Regions from separate parts of the Homo sapiens genome. Here region 2 is linked to region 1. A link is a contact called in ENCODE Hi-C data. All regions are on one chromosome and are shown on one strand. The core of a region is the stretch at or near the end of the contact, and the rest is flanking DNA. Distances in the headings are between cores, read along the strand shown.

What was found. A loop is a pair of places that touch in the nucleus more often than their neighbours do. Pooled maps may share reads with other maps.
Region 2: a pooled map shows a loop between it and region 1 (10-fold over the local background). The contact joins the promoter of BAZ1B here to the promoter of TMEM248 in region 1. A Hi-C loop is called at or near these places in 5 of 50 pooled maps.

Annotation. Positions count from the first base shown.
Region 1 is chr7:66,918,678-66,923,062 of GRCh38, forward strand. It overlaps TMEM248 (transmembrane protein 248), which reads left to right and starts at 2,548. Exons shown (of 7, transcript NM_017994.5): 1 at 2,548-2,784. RefSeq lists a silencer at 2,590-2,839.
Region 2 is chr7:73,519,863-73,524,247 of GRCh38, forward strand. It overlaps BAZ1B (bromodomain adjacent to zinc finger domain 1B), which reads right to left and starts at 2,431. Exons shown (of 20, transcript NM_032408.4): 1 at 1,965-2,431. The coding sequence starts at 2,071. RefSeq lists silencers at 1,675-2,554, 2,905-3,044 and an enhancer at 2,615-2,774.

The DNA.
Region 1 (4,385 bases), core at 1,298-3,797:
CAAGCGATCCTCCTGCCTCAGCCTCCCACTGTTGGGACTACAGGCGTGAGCCAACACACCTGGCTTCAAATGATAACTCTATGTTAAACTTTTTGAGAAATTGCCAGATTGTTGTTTAAAAGTGGCTGCACCATGTAATCTTTTTTTAAAAAAAGAATTTTACAATCCAGCTGGACATGGTAGCTCACACGTATAATCCCAGCTCTTTGGGAAGCTGAGTAAGGAGGATTGCTTAAGGCCAGAAGCTCAAAACCAGCTTGGGCAACACAGTGAGACCTTGTCTCTATTTAAAAAGGTTTCTTTTTTTTTTTTTTTTTTTTTACTGGACTCGGGCTCACACCTGTAATCCCAACAGTTTGGGAGGCCAAGGTGGGCAGATCACTTGAGGCCAGGAGTTCGTGACCAGCCTGACCAACATGGCAAAACACCTTCTCTACTAAAAATACAAAAATTAGCGGGGCGTGGTGGCATGCGCCTGTAATCCCAGCTACTCAGGAGGCTGAGGCAGGAGAATCGCTTGAACCCAGGAGGCAGAGGTTGCAGTGAGCCAAGATCGTGCCACTGCACTCCAGCCTGGGCGACAGAGCGAGACTCCATCTCAAAACAAAAACAAAAATTTTTTTTGAAATCCCATACAAGGCAGCTAGGATGAAAGGTTTGAGGTTGCCTTTTTTACATTCTCCTACGGTCTCAATCACTAAGTCATATATGGTGCCATTGGTGGTGGGGCTCCTTTAATTACATTATCAGTCCTAGCCTGGTAAGGGACATCTCATTAGGAAGTTTGGTTCCATCATTATATACACAATTCAATACTGCCTGCACTTGCAGATAATGTCACACCCATTACAACAAGGAAGATAATTCAAATGGTGCAAGATAACAAAAGAGGGCAAGAATCATGGAAATAAGAGGGTATTCAGTGAAGGAACTGAGCCATTGTGTTGAACATTACAGGCTTCACCTGATAAACTTTTGTTAAAGATGGCTGGGTGTGGTGGCTCATGCCTGTAATCCCAGCACTTTGGGAGGTGGAAGTGAGCGGATCACTTGAGCCCAGGAGTTTGAGACCAGCCTGAGCAATTTGGGGGAAACCCCATTTCTGTGAAAAATATGAAAATTAGCTGGGCACGATGGTGCACATCTGTGGTCCCAGCTACTCAGGAGGCTGAGACAGGAGGATCACTTCAGCTTGGGAGGCCGAGTCTGCAGTGAGCCATGATCATGCGACTGCACTCCAGCTTGGGTGACAGAGCAAGACCTTGTCTCAAAAGCAAGAACAACAAAACTTTATTACCTTTAAAGCACCCTGTACTCCTCCCCCATCCCATTCCCCTAACACTTAACATGAAGTTTATACATCTTTTTCTCATGCTTCATGTCAGTTCAAACAATTATGTATGCATCTCTAAACAATATGTTATGAACTTGCCTGTTTTGAATTTTACATAATGGAAATATGTAGCAGTGTACCATTTTGTGATTTGGTCCCTGCCAATATAGTCTGCAATTGACTACCATAATTGTGTGAGCTGTATTAAATAATTTTCACTGGTCTTTTGTACCCGATTAAACACGAAGATGGGCCAGGCGTGGCAGCTCACACCTGTAATCCCAGATCCTCCCGAGGTGGGAGGATCACTTGGGTCCAGTAGTTCGAGACCAGCTTGAGTAACATAGGGAGACCCTGTCTCTACAAAAACAAACCAAACCATGAATATATCAAAGTTGGTTTTTACATTTGACTGTATGGACATCTGCTTTTTCTCCCCAATTTTTAGTGAGTCATACTGCTGCTAAAAACATTGGTGTTGCTATGAGCATTATTTTGTCTACTTGTGCATAGGTGCAACTGTTTCTCCAGGGTAATATATTCTCAAGAGAGGATGTGTATATCTTTAAGTGTACTGCATAATGCCAAATTACTTTGCAAAGTGATTGTACAAAATTATACTTTAAAAATTTTCATTTTCATTTTATTTTATTTATAAATAGAGTCAGAGACTCCCTATGTTACCCAGGCTGGTCTGGAACTCCAGGACTCAAGCGATCCTCCTGCCTTGGCCTCCCAAAGTGCTGAGATTACAGGCCTGAGCCACCGCGCCTGGTCCAAAATTACATGTTTATCAGCAGTGATTAATATACAAGCACATCAACAGACACACGCATAGCACACACATGAGCATGCACACGTGTGCGCACTCCCTACACATCTACGCATGCACACACCCATACCATCACACACCACACACGCGCACACAGATGCACATACATGCACTCACTGCACACACCGTTGTACACGATGCACACTACAAGCCACATACACGCACTACGCACACACGCACACGCACAACACCAGACCGGCACACAGACCCATAAACGTCCATCACGCACTCCACGCACGTCCGCATGCACGCTACCCGTCCCGGAAGCGTGGTCTCCGCCGCCTGCCTCTGACGAAGCTTGTCCCGGCCGCGCCACCGTCGGACGCCCGGGGTCGGAGGTCACGGCGGCGTTGGAGGTGGCGTGGTTTTTTTTTTTTTTTTCACCCGGAAACCGCGGTTGCCGGAGCCCGAACTGAGGCGGCGGCGGGAGCCCGGTTGGCGTCTGGTCTTCGCGTCGGCCCCGCGGAGCCAGACGCTGCCCCCGGCGCGGGGAGAAGATGGTGCCTAGCGGCCTCGGGCCCGCCACGCGCCGCCACGAGTGAGCCCAGCGCGACCGCGGGCGTCCGCCGAGCAGCTGGCCCGGCTGGGCCCGGGGCGCGCAGCTGCCCGCCGGGGCGGGGTGAGCCGGGGCTGGAGGGCGGGCTGGGGTCGGGCCCAGTCGGGGCTGCCCGCGGGGCCGGGAGCGGGGAGCGTGCTGGTCGGGAGCGGCTCCTCCGCCGGCTTTTTTCACCGCTTCTCAGGGTGCAGACCCCGCCCCAACTGCTGGCGGGGGTCGCCCAGCATCGGCCGACCTCGGCCTGGTCCCCCCACACTGGGGTTTGCCCACTCGCGTCCCCCGAGCCAGGGTTCCCTGCCGGCCTTGGAGATGGCGGGACTTCCCACGTCTGGAGCCGAGGCCTGGATAATTCGGATTTGGCACGGGAAACATCTTGGTCGTTTGCCATTTTTCGGCTTTGGGGAGTGTTTGCGTTTCTTCTCCGTTTGGCAGTGAAACACATCTCAGAAAGGTGGGAGGGAGAGACTCACGTACGTCCACAAAGTTAAATGGCATAGTGGTGTTCCCTGTGTCAAGCTTGGTAAATATCCGGAATGGGGTGGATTCTTTCTTCATGTTTTTAATAAAATGAGGAGTGATCGCAAGGTAATCTAGAGGCATGTAGTTTCAGTTCCCTTGATGGGGACCATCAGAAATAAAACCAGGCTTGTTGTGCTGTTTTGAGTCGTTTGAACGCCGTACCCATCGGACAGCTGGTGAGGAGGCCTTTGTGGAAGAATCTGATGTCTGAGTTTAGTTCTCAACTAGCAGGTGACAGCCCTCACTGGCTGATGAATGGTGAGCTTCTCTGAAGCCTGCTTTGTAAAGATTGTGGCTTCCGCCTGAACTGCTTCTTTCCTGCCTCAAAGGTGAGCCGCTACGGGAGGGAATGGGAAGAAAAACTCCGAGACTGCTGATGAATATGTGATAAAGTGGTTTGTCTCGATAGCACCATCAGCTTGGGTCAGCTTAGGGTCTCAGCATGTGTATCTCATTTGTAGATGAGTGTTCCATCAGCGCTTGACCGATAAGGGTGTCCATCTACTTCCTCTTTTCATCTAGGGATTCTGACAGGAAATAGACCTGTCGCGCACCTAAGGTATACTTAGGTGTGCATTGACCCTAAGTGCATTTACTCTCTAGGATTAAGGATTTGGAGTTTCAACTTGTAGTGAAGATTCTGGGAGAATTCCTGTGGCCTGAATCAGGTGGACTGGAATCACTGCTAGCACCGGAGTCTCAATGCTAAAATCACCAAAGGCTAGTTAACTGGCACCTTCTCCGTTTAGGCTCTAGCTGCATCTGTGGCAAGGAGGAAAGGTAGATTATATATATATATGTTTTTGAGACAGAGTCTCACTCTTGTCGCCCAGGCTGGAGTGCAGTGGTGCGATCTCTGCTCACTGCAACCTCTGCCTCCCAGGTCCAAGCAATCCTCCTGCCTCAGCCTCCCTAGTAGCTGGGATTACAGGTGCCCGCCACCATGCCCAGCTAATTTTTGTATTTTTAGTAGAGACAAGGTTTCACCATGTTGGCCAGGCTGGTCTTGAACTCCTGACCTCAGGTGATCCATCCTCCTCGGCCTCCCAAAGTTCTGGAATTATAGGCGTGAACCACCCGCACCTGGCATAAGTGCGAATATATTAATAGTTTCTGCCTGTAAGGAATGTACTTAGAGGAAGCAA
Region 2 (4,385 bases), core at 1,181-3,680, 6.6 Mb after region 1:
TGTCGGATTCTCACAAGTTGCTACTCCACTGCCGATTCGAATGTATTAAAAAGTAGGGTACTGGCCAGGCGCGGTGGCTCACGCCTGTTAATCCCAGTACTTTGGGAGGCCGAGATGGGCGGATCACCTGAGGTCAGGAGTTTGAGACCAGCCTGGCCAACATGGTAAAACCCCATCTCTACTAAAAACACAAAAAGTTAGCCGGGCGTGGTGGCACGCGCCTGTAATCCTAGCTACTCAGGAGGCTGAGGCAGGAGAATCACTTGAACCCTGGAGGCGGAGATGGCAGTGAGCCCAGATCGTGCCACTGCACTGCCACCTGGGTTAACAAGAGGGAAACTCCGTCTCAAAAAAAAAAAAAAAAAAAAGTGGGGTACTTCGGTATAATGCAGTATTTGGTAGAGCTAGTGGAACTTCTCCAGAACATTCCAAGTCTTCACAGGACAAGAAAAAAACCAGATCACCACCCCTCCACTTTAAAGTGCCTTACCTTATACCATAATGACAAAAAAGTGAGGTAATATTTAAATTAATTGAAAGTGAAGGAGTAACATTCCACCTTCTTCTGTTGATTGACTTACAGGGATGAGGTAGGAAGAGCGGTGGATTCTACTCCTCTTTCATCATTTGACCTTCAACAAGTCAACCTCCACTCTCTGGGCCAACTCAGCAAACCAAGCCCGAGGACCCGACCACCTCCAAGATCCACTTCAGCTCCAAGATGCTACAGCTCTATTTCTCCAAGAGCCTTCCTCCAGCATGGACTGATTTTCCAGGCCCCTTTGTGTGTATACTCCCCACAAAGGGACACTCACAAATTGCACTCCAACAAGAATGAGATTATCCTCTAAAGTACTGCGTTAAAGTGAGGATCAGGGAGAAATGAAATAACTCTGAGAGACACTTCCTCCTATACAGAAGCAAGCAAGAAACTGAGAAATGAAGTCCTTCCGAACAGAAGGGGCTGAGAAAACTCATAACACATTAGCCTTCACTCTTAAAGCTTTCAGTCACCAAAGAAATGCTTGATTCCGAAATCGTTTTTGTTTTTTTTACAGATAAGCCTCAAAAACGATTCTTCTGGCACCCATTAAAAAAAAGCAAATAAAAGCTGCACAACTTTTCACTAAAAGATAATGCTTATGCAAGAAATCTTAGTCATGACGAGAGGATGCTTCCTTTGTAAAACATCCAATTTCATGTTCCTAAAATACAACATAAAAACTTCACGTCTTGGTTTTTTTGTTTGTTTAATTTTAACAAATACCAATCTCCTTCTAAACCTTCAAAATTTCAAACCTGTGTCTGCCCAGGGAAGGCAGGCATCAGCTCCTCCACAGGCAGTTTCCTTCCCTCCCTTTCCTCTAAGCGGGGAATCTCATTCCTAGTTTTCTGCCCCAGGGTCCTGTCAGTTCATCCCCGGCCTAAAGTCCCCTCGGGAGACGAAAAAAACGCCAAGTATCCCCGCAGAGATCGGGGTAAGACGCAGTTGAGTCTTGCACACGCCGCATCACGAGGCCGCGCGAGTACAATTTCAAAACTTAAGCTGCAGGTTTCATTTAAATTTTTAAAAAATTTTTGTAAAAATTAAAGGAGAAAACCTAGCTCCCCCTCCCCACGCCTCCTCCTCCCTCTCGGGTCCTCAAGGCCTAAAGCCAACCCGGGGAAGGTAATGGGGATGGGGGATGCGCTCCTCGCCGGCGAGGCCCCGGGACAAAGTGCGGGGCCCCGGGGGCGGCCGAAGCGGGCCCTTCTCCTTCCAGGGCCGGTGCGCGCCCCCCGCCGGATCCCCTGGAAGGATCGGCGGGCGCAGGCTGAGACTCAGCCTCCAGGCCCGCGAGCGGCCGGGGCGCGCTGACAGCTGCCCCGGGCCGGGGATGCGCGGCTGACCTGGTCTCGCGAGCCCCAGGCCCTACCCCGGCCCAGCCCGGCCCAGCCCGGCCCGCGCGGCTGGAAAAGGATACTCCCGGGTGCGGAAGGCCTCCTGAGTGTGCGGGATGGTGAAGAGCGGCTCCTCTCCGGGCAACGGCTTCACCAGCGGGAAGGGCTTGCGGCCCAGGAGCGGCGCCATCGCGGCGGCGGCGGTGGGGACTGGCGGCTGCTGGGGCCGGCCCCGCGGCGCAGCACTAGGCCCCGCGGCCCGGAGCGAGCGCCAGGCGCCCGGGGGTGGGGTGGGGGAAGGGAGGGGTGAGAGGGCGGCGCGAACTCCGGCTCCCTCACCGCCGGCGCGGCCGCGCGACAGTCATGGAGCGGAACGCCACGGCGCAGAGCTCCCGCGCACACCGCCGCGCCTCCCAGCAGCCCCCCGCCGACCTCCGCTTCGGGTCCCGGCGGCCGGCAGTCACGACTCCTCCTCAGCAGCACCGGAGGAAATTATTGAAAAATGGCGGGAGATTCCCCTCCTCCCCCGGGCCCGGCCAACGCACACACTAACTTGCTCCCCCGTGGCGCCGGTGGCGAATGCTCCAATAGGCGGAGAGCTGGTCAGCGCTCACAGCCTATTGGCTCGGAGGAGCTGCCGCTCCGCGCCTGGGTCCCGCCCCCCTGCCCCTGTCGCGTAGTTGGGTTGCAGCGCACTAGAGGGCAGTCTGAAGAGGTGAAAGGTCACGTTATGTAAGCGCCCGTGATAGGCGTGCGGGCCTCCGACGGCAGAGTTAAAAGTGGGGGACAGCGGGGGATGGAGAGGACGAGAACTCAAAGAGGTCAAGCCGGAGAAGCCCCTCGCATATACAGATACTGCGCCATCTGTCACCGACGGCGACACCGACATCCGGGCACCACTGTCCGTGTGGTGCGCCGGAGGGGGAGGGTGAGCGCGCGGCCAGGGGCTTTGTCTTTCCTCTTGGGCGCCTCCCCCTTCTTAAAGGCGCCGTGCTCGGCCACGCCCGGGGATGCGCGGGTGGGGCTGGGCTGCAGGGAGGGGTTGGCGGGAAGTGGCCCCGGGAGCTTACCCTACCAAAGGTTCTGCGGAAGGACAACGTGGGGGCCAGCTTTGCTCACCCCAGAGTTAACTTCTGGGCGGGAGTGTGGTTGAGATCTGGGTAGAAGTATACTGCTTGTTTCTAGGGGCTGGCTGGAAAGTAGAATATAGAAGCTTCTTTGGAGAAATAGATTAAAAGACGTACTTAGTTTTTTGGTTTTTGGTTTTTGTTTTTTTTGAGACGGAGTCTCGCTCTGTCGCCCAGGCTGGAGGGCAATGGCGCGATATCGGCTCACCGCAACCTCCGCCTCCCGGGTTCAAGAGATTCTCCTGCCTCAGCCTCCCAAGTAGCTGGAATTACTGGCGTGCACCACCACGCCCGGCCAATTTTGTATTATTAGTAGAGACGGGGCTTCTCCATGTTGGTCAGGCTGGTCTCAAACTCCCGACTTCAGGTGATCCGACCGCCTAGGCCTCCCAAAATTATCATTATTTTTTTTTTTGAGACGGAGTTTCACTCTTGTTGCCCAGGCTGGAGTGCAGTGGTGCAGTCTCGGCTCACTGCAACCTCTCCCTCCCGGGTTCAAGCTATTCTCTTGCCTCGGCCTCCCGAGTAGCTGGGACTACAGGTGCGCGCCACCACACCCGGCTATTTTTTGTATTTTGTAGAGACGGGGTTTCACCATGTTGGTCAGGCTGGTCTCGGACTCCTGATCTCAGGTGATCCACCCGCCTCGGCCTCCCAAAGTGTTGGGATTACAGGCGTGAGCCACCACGCCCTGCCAGAGCTGTGACTCTGGCTTTTTTTTTTTTTCTCCCATGATACTCAGCACCTGGCTCGGAACATTGTAGGTGCTAGTGAATACTATTTGAATGAATTGGATCTACCTTTTATTTTTTATTTTTTTTGTAGAGACAGGGTCTTACTTTGTTGCCCAGACTGGTCTCGAACTCTTGGCCTCAAGCAATTGTCCCGCCTCTGCCTCCCAAAGTGCTGAGATTAGGCGTGACCCACTGTGCCCAGCCAGGATGTCTCTTTAATAGGTACGTCTGGGCCGGGCGCAGTGGCTCACCCCTGTAATCCCAGCACTTTGGGAGGCCGAGGCGGGCGGATCACGGGGTCAGGAGATGGAGACCATCCTGGCTAACACGGTGAAACCCCGTCTCTACTAAAAATACAAAAAATTAGCCAGGCGTGGTGGCGGGTGCCTGTAGTCCCAGCTACTGGGAAGCTGAGGCAGAATGGCGTGAACCCGGGAGGTGGAGCTTGGAGTGAGCGGAGATCGTGCCACTGCACTCCAGCCTGGGCGACAGAGCGAGACTCCGTCTCAGGGAGGCGGGGGGGGGGGGGAAATAGGTACGTTTGGTCGGGCACGATGGCTCACGCCTGTAATCCCAGCATTTTGGGAGGCTGAGGCGGGCGCCTCACCTGAGCTCGGGAGTTCGAAACCAGCCTGAGCACCAT